2 separate regions of the Mus musculus genome follow, and region 2 is linked to region 1. A link is a loop called in an ENCODE intact Hi-C map of the cell type or tissue named here. Cell type or tissue: heart. All regions are shown on one strand. Each heading gives the region's core, and the rest is flanking DNA. Links, peaks and the distances in the headings are about the cores only.

The links. Hi-C counts contacts between places; a loop is a spot of excess contacts. Peaks named below come from ENCODE experiments on the same cell type or tissue, not always from the same donor. Only the 100,000 strongest peaks of a DNase experiment are listed, where the experiment ranks them.
Region 2: it touches region 1 in a loop (6-fold over the local background); 33 of 42 quality-filtered maps call a loop at or near these places.

The regions. Positions count from the first base shown.
Region 1 is chr2:104,581,993-104,589,890 of GRCm38, reverse strand. No RefSeq gene overlaps it. Among named protein-coding and RNA genes, the nearest start is that of Cstf3, 4.5 kb to the left of the region's middle. In heart, for the core only: a CTCF peak has its summit at 4,027 (motif pointing right); no DNase peak of the experiment used is centred there.
Region 2 is chr2:104,441,133-104,449,030 of GRCm38, reverse strand. It overlaps Hipk3 (homeodomain interacting protein kinase 3), which reads left to right. Exons shown (of 16, transcript NM_010434.2): 3 at 2,396-2,519; 4 at 7,667-7,786. Among named protein-coding and RNA genes, the nearest start is that of Mir1902, 16 kb to the right of the region's middle. In heart, for the core only: a CTCF peak has its summit at 4,095 (motif pointing left); a DNase peak (open chromatin) is centred at 3,990; H3K27ac peaks cover 991 bases.

The DNA.
Region 1 (7,898 bases), core at 961-5,960:
GACTTCTCACCTACTATAGAGGAGTAGACTGGGCAATTTGCATTATCTGCGTCTCTGTTTCCTTGCCTAAAGATAGGAATAGCAACAGCAGCTAAGATTTAACTTAAAAGGTAAAAGCTCTTATTTGGCTTACGAGTAACCAGGAGGTTATTGAGCGGTGGTGGCACAAGTCTTTAATCACAGTACTCGGGAGACAGAGGCTGGATGGATCTCTGAGGGCAGCCTGGTGTGTAGAGCCCACGGACGAGGGCCATACAATGAGATGCATATATCTTTTTAAGCAAATAGATGCATGAATCAAATGTACATATATTGAGTCACTGCAACATTTGATAATGGAGTCTGAATATTTCAGAAGTCTCCCTCAATGGGGCGTTACTCTTTTAAACTGTTGCTGATGTGACTGACTTAGAAAAATATCCACAATGAGCCAGGATGGTTCAAAGAGTGGAGGTGCTTGCCGTGATGGCCAAAAAACTTGAGTTTGATCCTGGCATCCAATGAGTTGACAGGATAGAACCGACTCCAGGAAGTTATTCCTTGACCTCCACACATGCACTATGGCTTGCAAACTCCTGCACTTACAAACACACAGGCACTCACAAGATAAATATATAAATCTAAAAATAGCCACAAAATTAAGCCAGAAATATAAAATAGCTTATGTGTATATATGTGTGCATGTGTGTGTGCACGCCTATGCGTGCGTGTATTCATCAAAACATTTAAAGAGGTTATTGTTAATGTCACAGATGCAAGGAGAAAGACCACCAACCCAAATCATGATCAAGTTAATTAAAGCAAGACTTTTTTTTTTTTTTTTTTTTTTCATGCACACAGGCTGTCTCTAAGGTCTGGGTCCAAGAGATCAGCCTTGGATGTGGGGAAGATACAGGTGTTTATAGTTCAAGAGTAGAGAGTTGTCAAATGGAAGATTTTGCAGGCAAATAAGAGAGGCTACGAAGCAGAACATAACAAGCTGGTCATAACCTGAAACAAAGTCATGGCTGCCAGGTGATAATAACAAGGTGGTCAAAAGAAGGTGATCATAACAGCAGGTGAGCACAATACACTTCTGAAACAAAGGTGCGGTTGCCAGGTGATCAGAACTAACCCCTGAAACAAAGGTGCGGTTGCCAGGTGATCAGAACTACCCCCTGAAACAAAGGTGCGGTTGCCATTTCCTGGAATAGGCCATATAAAACCATTAGTAGTTAAAATAATAGGTGAGGCATAGCCCAATCCGTGAGAAACAAAGATCCAATCTTAAACAGGAATGGCTTGTCTTTATTATAAGATGGCTTTCAAGTCTAAAATGGAGGCAGGCTGGTTTATGCTATCTCTAGGTTTTATGTTACATGTTGGGGGTGTTGTCTTTTTGTTGTTTCGGTTTTTGATTTTTTTTTTCTTGTTGTTGTTTTGTTTTTGTTTTGAGACAGAGTTCAACCTATGTAGTCCATGCTGGCCTCAAGCTCACTGAGATCTATTTATTTGCCTCTGCTTCATGAGTGCTGGGACTAAAGGCATGTGCCTCCACCACCCATCAGGTTTTGTCTATTTTAATTTTCTTTTTACATTTATTATTTGTTTTTGTGTGTTCAGCCAACCTATGGGAATCTGATCTCTCCTTTCAATGTAAATGCCTCTAGGATGAAACTCAGGTCGTCAGGCTTGATGGCTGTCATCATTACCCACTAAGTCCTTGCTGGTCCTTTGCATTTGTATTTGAGACAAGAGTCTCATGTAGCTTGAACTCCTTATTCTCTTGACTCCACTTGTAGAATAATGGGTCTGGAGGCATACCATTATATCTGTTAGATCACAGATGATCTTGCCAGACTACAAGAACCCACCATTCCGTATATCCTATCTAGTGCCTTAATTAATCCGATAAACTCAGAGACCTCTCCCCTATAAAGTCTACATTAATAATGAATTTCCTTTGGGTTGCTGCTGGATCAAGATCTTTGAGGCTCCTCAATGAAAGTAGTCAGCATTATTAAAAGACCTGATTACCTGAAATCCATCTCTGCATATTTATAGAGAACCTAGAAAGAATGTTACTTGAAACAACTCCCAAACTGAGCATGGTAGTACAAGCCTTTAATTCTGGTAATTAAGAGGCAGAGTTAGAGTCAGGCAGTGGTGGTTCATGCCTTTAATCCAAGAACTCAGGAAGCGAAGGCAGATGGATCTCTGAGTTCAAGGCCAGCTCTGGTCTACAGAGCAAGCTTCAAGACAGCCAGAAACTACATGGTGGAAGGAAGGAACCAACTTTTTCAAGTGGTCTTCTGACCTTCACATTTCCACCATGGTGCATGTGCAGCCACCCACTCACCTAAACAGATACACATGATAGATAGACAGACAGACTGACCTACCACTTCAGGAGATTAACATTTTTGGCATTTTTTGCTTTATATGCATGTATTTACAGGTGTATTTGTGGTTTTCTTTCCTTGTTTTGGGTTGGTTGTTAACTTTTTTTTTTTTTTTTTTTTTGGTTTTGTTTTGTTTTGTTTTTCGAGACAGGGTTTCTCTGTATAGCCCTGGCTGTCCTGGAACTCACTCTGTAGACCAGGCTGGCCTCGAACTCAAAAATCCACCTGCCTCTGCCTCCCAAGTGCTGGGATTAAAGGAGTGCGCCACCACCACCTGACGTGGGATTTTTTTTTTTTTTTTTGGTTTTGGGGTTTTTGTTGTTGTTGTTGTTATTTTGGGTTTTTTTTTTTTTTTTGGCAAAATATTTTAAAAGTAAATTAAATTCATTCTCTAAATGAATCAGTTTGTTTTTTCTGAGAATAAGGACTTTCTTCTTCATATTCACAAGACCATTTATCATATCCATGAAAGCTTACAGTTATTTCCTGACATCAATTACGATCTAGTTTACATCTACATTTTCACATCTCTTTCAACAGTGTGATTTTTGGGGAATATGTGCTGGATCAAGCTCACCGTCTTCTGAGCACTAGCTTCTGAGCTACACCGTCAACCCCAAAATGTGTTTAAAGGAGGTTTCTACAAATCAGTATTCAACCAAGTTTCCGGAATTATGCTTAATTTTATCTCATTTATTTTAGAAAATGTTCACCTTTTGGGTTTTTGAGACAGGATCTCTCTATGTAGCCCTGACTGTTCTGGTCTGGAACTCACTTTGTAGACCAGGCTGACCTGGAATTCATAGAGACCCACATGCCTCTGACTTCCCCAATGCTAGTTTTAAAAGTGTGCACCACAATCCCCAGGACAAGAACTCAAACAGGGTCTAGATCTAGAGGCAAGAGCTGATGCAGAGGCCATGGAGGATTGCTGCTTACTGGCTTCCTACTTCCCCTACTTTCTTAAAGAGCCTAAGACCATCAGTTCAGGGGTGGCCCACCCACAGTGGGCTAGGCCCTTCCCCATCAATTACTAAGAATATACAAAACTATCTTATGAAGGCAGATTCTGTCCATCTGTCTTTCTCTTTCTTCCTTTCTCTCTTTCTCTCTCTCTCCTTTCTTTCTTTCTTTCTTCCTTTCTTCTGCCCTTCCTCCTCCTCCTCTTCTTTTAGTTTTTCAAGACAGGGTTTCTCCACATATCCCTCGCCGTCCTAGAACTCTCTAGAGTAGAACTAGGCCTCAAACTCAGGGATCCGCCTCCTCTACCTCCCACGTGCTGGGATTAAAGGTGTTAATCCCATCGCCATCATCACTGGCAAAAAGAATCTTAGGGAAAGACACAGGATCCATGTTTACTTCTTGAAGTGTTGGGGATTGGATGTAGGCATCTCTCTTGTAAACATTTCCTGTGTCAGTGAGCTACACTCACAGCCCCACATTTATCTTAATAACTATGCCACTAATACTGACTCAGCACCCACAAGTCCTGATTTAATTAAAGTGTAACTGTTAAAAAAAAATATTCTAGAACTCATGGAGCTGACCCAAAGGAGATCTGAGAATTTTGAGGATAGTCTGGAATACCTCGTGAGAACTTTTGGGGAAGAAAGGCAGAGAACAGAAAGAAAAGGGCACTTGCAATGGTTCTATGAGTCCCCAAGATGGCAGCAAATACAGGTTATAGCTAAAGATTAAGCAGCGGTGGCAAACCTACTGATATATCTCTCTCTCTGTAGATATCTATATGTATGTATGTATGTATGTATCAATCTATCCCAAATTCACTTGGAGGCTAGCATTGTGATACCAACTATAATCTCAGCACAAGGGGGGCAGGAGGGTCAGAAATCCAAGGTCAGCCTTGATTACAGGTGAGGCCAGTATGTGATATATGAGACTTTGTTTCCGAAGAAAGGAAGAAAAAGAAAGGAAGGAAGGAAGAAAGAAAGAAAGAAAGAAAGAAAGAAAGAAAGAAAGAAAGAAAGGAAGGAAGGAAGGAAGGAAGGGTAAGGAAAGAAAAGAAAAAAGAGAAGAGAAAAGAAAGAGAAAATCTATTAGAAATTTTCATCAGAATTCTAAAAATAGTCGTTGCTGGGCTTGGTGATAAGCTTGGTGTCTGGTGTTGCAGTACAGACTTGGGTCTTATTTCTTAGTTAAAATACCTGGTTAACTGGAGCAGTGTCATACACCTTTGTTCCTAGCACTAGGGGGGCAGAAGCCAGGGGATATCCAAGAGTTTGAGGCCAGCCCAGTCTATATAGAGAGATCCTGACTCAAAACAACAACTATAAAACCAAAAAGAAAAGAAAAGAAACAAAACAAAAACAAGCAAGTAAGTAAACAAACAAACCAGCCTAGTTACAGCTGATCATCATGGGCAAGTATAAATCACACTTGCTACAAATACTCGCTCTAAATATATTGGGTATGGCCAGCCTCTGTACCCATGCAGCTGATTCTTTCCACTTCTGTCTTCTGTTTATACTTTGACTTATTTTAGAGAAAAGCTTGACAGACACATGACTTCAGCTATGTAGAGGGATGGGTAAATATTTCAAAAGCCTGTGTAAAAGGGTCACAGATATATCAGGAATTTTATTTTTAAAGTATGTGCAGCACTTTCAAGAAACAAATTCTCAATACACTGATAGAACTGTCTACAATGACTTATCTTGACTTAGAATGCTGACTGAACATATTTTTCATACCTGAAATTTAATCTGACTCTCTTAACTTGAATTTAAAATGTTTTTAAAATTAAAATAGGTCTGAATAATATTTAAGAACACCAAGGTATTCAATTATATTTATTTATAAAAGATCTATTTATTTATTTAGACTATGTGTCTCTCTATGTAGTCTCACTAGCTGGCCTGGAACTCCCTATATAGACCAGGATATCCTAGAATTTACAATAACCTATCCACCTCTGCCTCCTGAGTACTGCAATGAAAGGTGTGGGCACTACACCTAGCAAGAAGCTGTTTGTTTGTGTGTGTGATTGTTTAGCTTGTAACATGTGAAACATTGTGTGCTCCATGTGTATTTGATACTTGACGAGGCCAGAAGAGGGCATTGGCTCCTCAGAAACTACAGTCACCAAGGTTTATGACCTGCTGTGTGGATGCTGGGGGCTAAATCCAGATCCTCTGCAATCAGGGCAGCTGTGGTGGCACAAGCCTGCAATCAAAAGATTAAGAGAGCCGGCGGCGTGGTGCCGCTCTTTAATCCCAGCACTCGGGATTTCTGATTTCGAGGCCAGCCTGGTCTACAAAGTGAGTTCCAGGACAGCCAGGGCTACACAGAGGAACCCTGTCTTGAAAAAAAAAAAAAAAAAGATTAAGAGATTGGTGCAGGAGAATATAGAGATTGAGGATAAAATAAAAAACAGAGCTTGAGGCTACCTGAACAACAGAGAAAGATGCTGTCTCAACTACCCCTCCAGACTACCACACATACAAAAGAAAAGAATCAGACTGGGGGTACAACTCAGAGCTGCAGTGCTTGTCTAGCATATGAGAGGTTCTGGGCTCAATTGCTAGCATTGGGGTAGTAGGGAGTTCAAAACCCTAAAAGAACAATATTACAGTAAACTGAGCAAGAAAACAAAACAAAAAATTATCATTTTACTATTTCAAAACTACTTTTATTTGCCCTGGACCTTGAGGAAGCAGGCACAGCCTCAACATGAAGAATGACCCCAGCAAGTTCCTGGGCCTCTGCAAGCCTCAGCCAACCATACCATTGGTGCTAAGGACCATGCATCTATCTAGAGGAATGTGGCCAAGACTGATAATGTCACAGGAAGGTTTGATGGTCAGATTAAAACCTATGCTATCTGTGGGACCATTTTGCCAGATGGGCGAGTTGGATGATTCTAGTCTCCGGCTGGCTAAGGCTGATGGCATCTGAAGGAACCTAGGAGTCAGCACAGAACATACCCAGTCATCAAATTCTGAGCACAGAGGAGATTTATTACTCTGGAGGGACAAGCAGCATGGGGTGAGGAGGGGGTTCGCCTCTGAATCAGACAAAGACAGCAGCAGGTGCTTTTGTAGGAGTGGGTTTTAAAGGAAAAAAAAAAAAAAAAGGAAATCTGTGCTAGGGTCAGTGGGTAAGGACGGGTTAGCCAGTGTAGCTGAAAAATCAATTTTGATTTTTGGACCTTGGGGTTTTGATAATTGAACCCTGGACTTTTGGTCAGGCATAAGGAAGTGGCCAAATAAGGGACTAGACTTTGGGGGCTGGCTAAATCTAATGGTGTAGCGAGGAAGAGGGAAAGGAGGAGGGCCCTGCCAGCCCCATGTTTGCAATGTTTGGGTTTGTTAGAGAGACCGTCAGCATCTTTCAAAGAACTTCTGCCCAGAGGAAACTGGCGAATATTTGTCATAAGTAAACACGAGAAACCAACCAAGCAAACAAAACCATCGATTTTTAAGCTAGCCTGGTTCATATAGCAAGGACCAGGGAGGGAAGGATGGAAGTAAGGAAATTTTTTATTCCTATGATGTCTTTTCATATTAGTTCTCCGAATACTTCTCCCACTGTAATACATGTAAGACAAATACTAATGATTATGTGAAGAGTTATTTGTAGTTTTAAAAGACACGAGGTCTCTGGTGCCGAAGACACCACACACCTTTGCTGCAAGATGTAGAGAAAGGAGGCTGCGATGCAGCTGGATGCTTCCTCCCTGCTGGCTAGCGGCCAGCTTTCATGGTTTAAGGACCTGCTATGCAGGTTGCTGGGAGAAAAACAAACGCTATCAACAGACTTAGGCAACTGCGAATCCTACAGACCACAACTGTGTTCTGTTCTCTCCACTCTGTTTCCTCACTTTTTATATGAGCCTGTCACTTAATGATTCATTTAAAATAGAATTAAAAGCCAGGTGTGGTGGTGCATGCCTTTAATCCCAGCACTTGGGAGGCAGAGGCAGGTGGATTTCTGAGTTCGAGGCCAGCCTGGTCTACAAAGTGAGTTCCAGGACAGCCAGGGCTATACAGAGAAACCCTGTCTCGAAAAACCAAATAAATAACTAACTAAATAAAATAGAATTAAGTTTATTGTTTCATTTGTATGTGTGTTTGGGCATATGGGGTGTGTGTGTGTGTGTGTGTGTTCGTTCACAAGCCATAGAGAGTGCGTTCTCTCCTTCCACTATAAAGAAGTCTCCAGGCTTGGTAGCAAGAGTCCTTAACAACTGGTAATCTTGCTTGCTTTTGTTGATATTTTTAGTCCAGGACAGCCTCAAACCTTAAACAAGACATGTAGTTGACACTGAACTTGAACTCCCAATCCTCCTGCTCCTACCTCCCAAAAGCTGAGATTAAAGTTAGGCCCCACCACACACAGCTTAGAGGTGATTTTCAAGACAGATTTTACTGAGTCTGAAAAGTGCTTGGTGGGTTTTGCAAGCAAGGAACATCCTAGGACTTTTCTTTGTCAAGCTTCGTTACTGTCCTGTGTCATGAAAACTGAACAAAGGAAGTATTCATTTTTTGGGAGGAAAGA
Region 2 (7,898 bases), core at 1,805-6,804, 140 kb after region 1:
GTGACTTGTCTATGTATAATGCACAAAATGATGTTTATGTATGCAGACGTCTGTTTATACAAACGTATATTTCCCAAGCTGGTAAAGGAATTGGAAACAATTTTAATCACTGCAGTGACTTTGTGATGTTCTTACAATGCGTAAGCTTTAAAGTTTGGGTTCTTTAGACTGGGTTTCTGTAGCTCAAAGTGACCTGGGATTCTCTGTGTCCACACTGGTGTTCAACTCATTGTAGTCCTCTTGCTTAAGCCTCCCAAAACTGCATTACAGGTGTGAGCCCCCTCATCTGGCTTAGAGTTTGTTTTGTATTGCAAGAACAGCTAGTAGAAACCTTGTTTCTCTGTCAGGTTCATCTAGGATGTAGGTGCTTTACCGTGTTGCTTCCCTACTTTTACATGTGATGTTGTACATAGAAAATGTATGCCATGGTGAATGACAGACAGCAAGGAAACTGTTTTCCACACAATAGGGCTCGGTCTCGAATGAACTTACAGAGACTGGCAGCAAGTCTATGATCTGCAAAAGTTCAAGCCAGACAAACTCCTTGCTTGGGGAAAGGAAAATGGTGGGCAGAAAGTCCAAATCCTCAGTCAAGAAACTGTTTGTAACTAGTAGTGGCTGGAGTGGCACTGAGCGTGCTGGCCACACTCCAGGACAGGCCCCACGTCCAGGAGGAGTTGGTCAACACAAAACAGACTCCATGGTTTCTCTATTCTTATTTCCCTCCCTCCCTCCCTCCCTCCCTCCCTCCCTCCCTCCCTCCCTCCCTCCCTCCCTCCCTCCCCTCTCTCCCTCCCTCCCTCCCTCCCTCCCTCCCTCCCTCCCTCCCTCCCTCCTTCCTTCCTTCCTTCCTTCCTTCCTTCCTTCCTCCTTTCCTTTTAAGAAGAAGTTGGTTGTATGGATGTGATCTAGAGGTGGAAAACGAATACAGTCTAAATATATTGTATGAAAAATTTGAAAAACATATTAGTAACTAAATAAAATAATTTGGTCACATTAGTTTTGGACTTGGTGAGTGTGTTTGTGTGTGTTGTATATATGTATGCAGGTAAGTGCACATGTGCACTTGTGCCACAGAGCATGTGTGGAGGTCAGAGGGTACTCCCTGGAGTTCCTTCCCTTTTCTTCCCACGTGGAGTTCAGGGACTGAAGTCAGTTTGCCTGCTTGGTGACCTGTTTACCTGTGGAGCTATTTGATTCACCCAGCATTGTTAATACAATCCGCCAATGTGCAATAGGTTCTGAGGCATACATGGTAGAAATGTTCAGTGCTCAGTTCCTAATGTTTGTGAATACTTTGTGTCTGCAGAGGAAAATATCTGTGTAGGGAAAAAGAGAATATGGCAATATGACCAGTTATTCTCAAGTCTTTTAGGGGTAAATATTCATTGTTCTGTCCTTGAAAGTTAAACCCACATATGTGCATACACCTAGGATAACGGTGTGTGATTCCTTTGCTATGCAGCTGTACATGGAGGCTCTGTTAAAGCATGCTAGTTCTCTTCAGAAGGTGGATGGAGGCTCCTGCCACTTTAGACTCCTCATGAGAAAGCCACAGGACATAGTAGCATAATTAATCTGAGAATGAAATATTTTTCCAAATAACTGAAGTGTTAAGATGCATTTTAATTGTTCTATCTTAAACCATATTTTTAAAAAATTAACTTAAAAAACTTTATATTGATATGTATTGGTGTTTTGCCTACATGTAAATGCCTACATGGTATGTGCCTGGTGCTTGTTGAGGCCAGGAGGAGGCATAGGATACCTTTGAACTAGAATTACGGACAGTTGTGACTGCCATGTGGATGTTGGGAATTGAACTATGGAAGAGCAGGCAGTATTCTTAACTACCGAGCCATTTATCTAGCCCATACTTTTACCTTCAAACCTGAATATGCTGCACTTGTCTCTAAGGATGACCAAGGACACAGTTATGTGACTGTTCATTACTGTTATGTTCTGAAGTCACATGGAGGTCTAGACTATTAGCTTCAGGAACTTTGTTTTCATTTGGTCTTAACTTTCACTGCCTGTTTGAGTTCTTTTGATATTACAAATGTTTAATTTTTTGTCAGCTTTCATGTATTATTTCTAATCTGCTGTAGCTTGAAAAGCATGGTGTGTGTTGTTTTGTTTTTTTCAAGCATTAATAGAGATGTTGTTAAGGGAAAGGCTCGTGGGGAAGAGACTTCATTATGGAGCTGTGCTCACGGTCCCTTTACATGACCGAGGGTTAGGATCGGGGTTTGACAAGTTCTCAGCGACATAACTAAACATGATTTTTCTGTCATTTAGAACTTTTCTTAGAATGTCAAATAAAATTCGGTAATTTAAAGTGAAAAGGAACCTGACTTTCTTCTTTTCCTCTCCCCGCGCCCCACCCCACCCCCAGAGCTCCAGAGATTATATTGGGGTTGCCGTTTTGTGAAGCCATAGACATGTGGTCACTGGGATGCGTGATCGCAGAGTTATTCCTTGGATGGCCACTCTACCCAGGAGCCTTGGAGTATGATCAGGTAACAGAACTGAACAGTGATGGAATTGCTAGAAAGGAAGCATAATCTATAGTCTTAGAGCATTGCATGATTCTCCATACACAAAATGTGAAAATCTCCATGAATGTCAAAGCTTAAGAAATTTAAATTCACTTAACATTAGCTCTTGACTTCAAAGCTCTTTTCTAACACTCTGGTGGTAAAGCACGGCCAAGGCAACTTGTAGGAGGAGGGGTTTATCTTGAGCTTAGAGTTCCAGAAAGAGTCCATGATGGCAGGGCAGAGGCAGAGGCAGCAAGTGCTGGAGCTACAGCTGGGGTCTCAGATCTCAACCCACAAACAGGAAGCAGAGAGAGCTGTGCAAAACAGCAAGAGGCTGCTGAAGCTCCAGGTCCACCCCTGTTGACATATTCCCTCCAGCAAGGGCACATACCTTCCTATTCCCCCCAAACATTCACCTACTGAAGACCAAGTATTCCAGTGCCAGAAACTCTTAAGGGGACAGCCTATTCAAACTACCACATTTTTATAAACTAGTTACAACCTACAGACTTCAAACCAATTTTATGAAGTAGTCATCCTATATATAATATAATATTTGGATAATGTTTGTTTGTTTGAGGCAGGTTGTCAGTATGCAGCCCTGTCTTACTTAGCCTTGTGGTAACCCCCCCTCCACCCCCTCCCTCCGTCTTGGGGCTGTGGTAATGTGGTACCCTTCCCCGTGTCTTAGGGCATGTGTCACTTTGCCCAGGCCTGTTTATCATTTATTTATTTTTTGAGACAGGGTCTCTCTATATAACCCTGACTGCCCTGGGATTCACTGTCAGACCAGGTGGGGTTAATTCACAGAGATCTGCCTGCTTCTGCCCCCTCCCAAGTGCTGGGGATTACAGGCGTACACTGCTGTGCCTGGCCTTAGTTCTGGTTTTTATTGTTGATTTTTCTTTATTAAAATGGATGTGAGGGGCTGAAATGATGGCTCAGTGGTTGAGACATGTTCTGCTCTTCTAGAGTACCGAATTTTGTTCCTGGCTCCTACATCAGATGGTTCACAGCTGTCTGTAATTCCAGCCAGAGGAGCCACCATCTACTTCTGCCCTCCACTGGCACCTGTACACACATGCATAGTACACAGTCACATAAATACACATAATTTAAAATAAAACAAATGAAAAAGCATCTGAGTAGTCACTAATTTGGGTGACTTAGCTATTTCTGAGGGGATTCAGTATTATCACTAACATGAGATAATATCATCGACATCTTATCATTTACAGTGTCATTCTACAAGTGAACCTTCTCTTTTAGGTCAGGTTTCTAACTTGTCTGTTTTCCCGCTTTATGTTCTGAAGCCCTCTAAAAGTTTATGTAACAGTTTCTGTCCATCTTCTCTTCAGGTATGTTTTCAGTCAACTTTGGACTTTGATGCAGCCGTTAGACTATTGCTAGTTCTGAAGGACATGGCCATCTAAGCAGAGTCCCACAGTTCCAAGCTGCTGAAGCACCAAGCACAGTCAGCTGCTAGGAACTTAGTTTTAGCTGTGGACTAGTTTGTGCCACGTGTAATCCTGTGGAGCAGGACACCATCTAGTGGCAATTTTAAGTTGACTGGCTGGTGCACTCTGGGTTTGGACAGTGTCTTGAGCAGCTCATGTTAGTCTTATCAGAAGATTTACTCTACTCCCTTCTTTATGTGAAAGAAAGAAAATGAAATTTCCCACACCCAAATGAACAGAACTGTTAGGTTTTTTCTAAAAAACTTGTTTTTTCTAAATCCTGTAATTTTTTTTTTTTTTTTTAAAAGACTAAGCTGTAAGGAAGAACCAAACCAAATTTGGAACAGGTGTTACCTGGTTTAGATGAATAATATTTTCAAATATACATATCTGTATATGTGTATATATGTGTTCTTCTAAAGGACCAGAAGAAAGTCATTATCACAAGGCACCAATTATAGTTTTCATTCAGTTTTTTTTTTTTGTTTTTTTTTTTTTTTTTTTTTTTTTTGGTTTTTCGAGACAGGGTTTCTCTGTGTAGCCCTGGCTGTCCTGGAGCTCACTTTGTAGACCAGGCTGGCCTTGAACTCAGAAATCTGCCTGCCTCTGCCTCCTGAGTGCTGGGATTAAAGGCGTGCTCCACCACGCCTGGCAGAAGTTATTTTTTAAAATATACATATACAAATAAATCCTGTGCATCCTTACTTTGTTCTTAATCTTAGGAAGATTTCACCCTTTTGAGATAGGATTTCACACACTAGCACACAATGGTCTGGATTCACTAGGTGGCTCATGCTGTCCTCAAACTTCAATTATTAAAAACAACAACAACAACATCAAAACTTTAATACTCTTACCTCAGCCTCCTGAGTGCTGGGACTACTTAGCAAAAGTGAGCTATATTTACAAATGCTGGTGTTTAATTTTCAGAGATTCTATCGATCTTTTTAGAGTGTGTTCACCTAACTTAGGATGTAGTAGGTCTCCAGTAAATTTACTTCTACCTCTTTCCAGGAAGCAGTTGCCTCAGTACACTTAGGTACTCCAAATAAGGTACCAAGTTTCTTGTTTCTTTGAAATAGGGTCTCTCTCAGGTAGCTTAGAATGGCTTCGCTCTCTCTGAACCTGAGAATGACCTTGATTCTCCTGGTTCCATCTCAGAAGTGCTAAGATATAGTTGTGTGCCATCATGTCTAACTAAAAACTTTGTCATCTCCCTCACCCCAATGCCCAAGATTGAATTAAGTGTTCTACTATTGAATTATATACAGCCTTGGCCTTGGTGTATTGTCTTCAAAATACATTATTACTATTTTCAACCTTAAACTAACTAATACTTACTGAGTTCCTGGCCAAGAAACTACTATTATAACACTTTACATTTCTTTCATAAGATCTCTGGCATACTTACCATGTCTGTTTTCAGATGAGGTGTATAGATTATAGAGAAGTGGCTGGGAAGATGGCTCAGTGGGCTTGCAGCTCTTGGGCATGTGAGGTCTAGAGTTTGGATCCCCAGATTCCATGAAATTGGGTAGGCATACTCCAAATTCAGAAGACAGGGACAAGAGTTGTATCTGCAAACTGGATTGAGAGACCTTGACTCAGTGAATAAGTGGAGAGCAACTTTATCTTTGGTTCATTACACATCTGGAAACATACATGAACTTGACTGTCCTCATTCCATACAGGCTCCCACACTCATTTAAACAAGCATGCATGCAACACACCACTCAGAGACACATCTTAAAACATCAAACAAAAAAGTTAAACTAACACAGACAGTCTGTATTCAGAAGCCATTAAAATTAATAGTATATCGCTTACACATGTTTAATGTGCAATACTCCCAAAGCAACCTTGAGAAAGGATTTAAAAGTTAAAGGGTATAAGCAAACCTGCTCTACACTGTTGCCCCTTTCTGTACCGGCCACCTTCTGGGCTCCAGTCTCACGCTGATGGTGTCAGTCTAGCCCCTGGGGAGAAGTGCTTTTCTCAGTTTGCAGTAGTTTCTCCAGTGCCCAGTCAGCCCCGCTGTCCTGTCCTAAGATTTGGGTTCCAGGGAAGGAGCCATCCATGCTACTGCATCATTTTGTCCTGAAATGGTAGCATTCTATCTTTCAGGATTTTTATTGTGTAATTCCCACCCCACCCTAGAGGCATCTGAGGCTACTTCAGCCTTCCAAGTGCTGAGTGTAAACGACTGTGACTAGCAAAATAGTCCTTATTTTCTGTTTTGCTTTTGCTATTTATAAAGGCTTTAATAACAGAAGTCTTTTGTTTTTCTCTGTATAGTCCTGGCTATCCTGGAGCTCACTCTGTAGACCAGGCTAGACTTGAACTCAAAAAGATCTACCTGCCACTGCCTCCCAAATGCTGGGATCAAAGGCGTGTACCACCATGCCCGACAGAATGAACACAATTTAAGTAACAGGCCAGGAGCCACTGGTGTGAAAGAAAATGAAGCCAGGTGTGGTGACATACAGTTGCAGCCCTCCAGGGGGCTAAGGCGGGGTGACCTTTGCCCTTGAGGCTAGTGGGGGATGAACTACCTAGCAACACTCACCTCCAACTGTACATAAAAAGAAAGCAAGGAAAGGCCTGCTTAAAAGCAGCAAAAAGGCACGTTTTTTTTATGTTTATTTTTGAGGCTAGAAGATAATGGAATCTGAGAGGAAGGAGTTAATAGAGAAAAGAACCAGAAGGTGAAGGAACAGATGGACTGCTTAGTAAAGCAGAATCTAAGATTAAACTGGAAAGAAGGAAGGTGGAGGACTCCTTTGGGTCCTAAGTTACATTCCCCCCTTTAAAGCCCATGCCCCTTTTTATACTGACTAGTCATGGAGTGTGAGAACCACTATCTAATAATGTGTACCAGGCACTGTCATGGATGTTGGGAGTTGCATAGTGGAGTAAGAAGATGGAAAAGAAAAGTCTAGTATACCAGATGGTGAAAAGCATGATGGGGAAAACATCTAGCTGGGGGAATGGGGGTTGCTGGGAAAGACAGAGTTAACTCTTGCTTACTGGCTTGGAAGGCGTAATGAATAAGGTGATATTAGAGCCCAGAACTAAAGGAAGAGTGCCATGTGACACCTAGGACAGGTATTCCAGATGAAGTTGAGAGGCCCTGCACCTAGGGGGTTCGAGGTGTCCCTTGGGAGGATGCATCTGTAACCTTGTCACTTTGTCACTTAGGTCACCAAGGCACTGTCAGTACTTCCCCAAAATAACTCGCTATCAATTCAAATCCCTCTCTTTCCCTCCTACTAAGTTATTGTCTGGGAATAGCTCAGTGGCAGAGCACTTGCCTGCCATGTATGAGGCCATAGGTTCAAACCCCAGTATTGTTTCCCCTACCCCCAAAGGTCATGTTATCTCTTGTTAGTTCTTCTTTAGTGAATCTCTGTTCTTCCAGGCTTTGAACATGTTGGTTTCCTCTCTTGATTTATATAGAACCTTAATTGCTACATTAATAATTTACATATACTGTGCATCAAGTGTTTCTCAGGCAACGCTGACTACATTTATTTTAGACTTAAAACACTGCATATTCCTTCCTTACATGAATTCATTGAGGGCATAGATGGTATCATATAGTTGCTGATAAAATGTTCAATTAATGCCTGTCATACAAAAGAATAAATTTGTTTTAAAATTATTTTTCAGATCCGATACATTTCTCAGACTCAAGGTTTACCAGGAGAGCAATTGTTGAATGTGGGTACAAAATCCACAAGATTTTTTTGCAGAGAAACAGATATGTCTCATTCTGGTTGGAGGTTAAAGGTAATTCACTAAAAATATATTTATTAAACAGTTTTCTAAGATGCCTCTTATGGACAATGCCTTTTATACCTTAAAAAGTATTTATGGGTTGGAGAGATAGATGGCTCAGCAG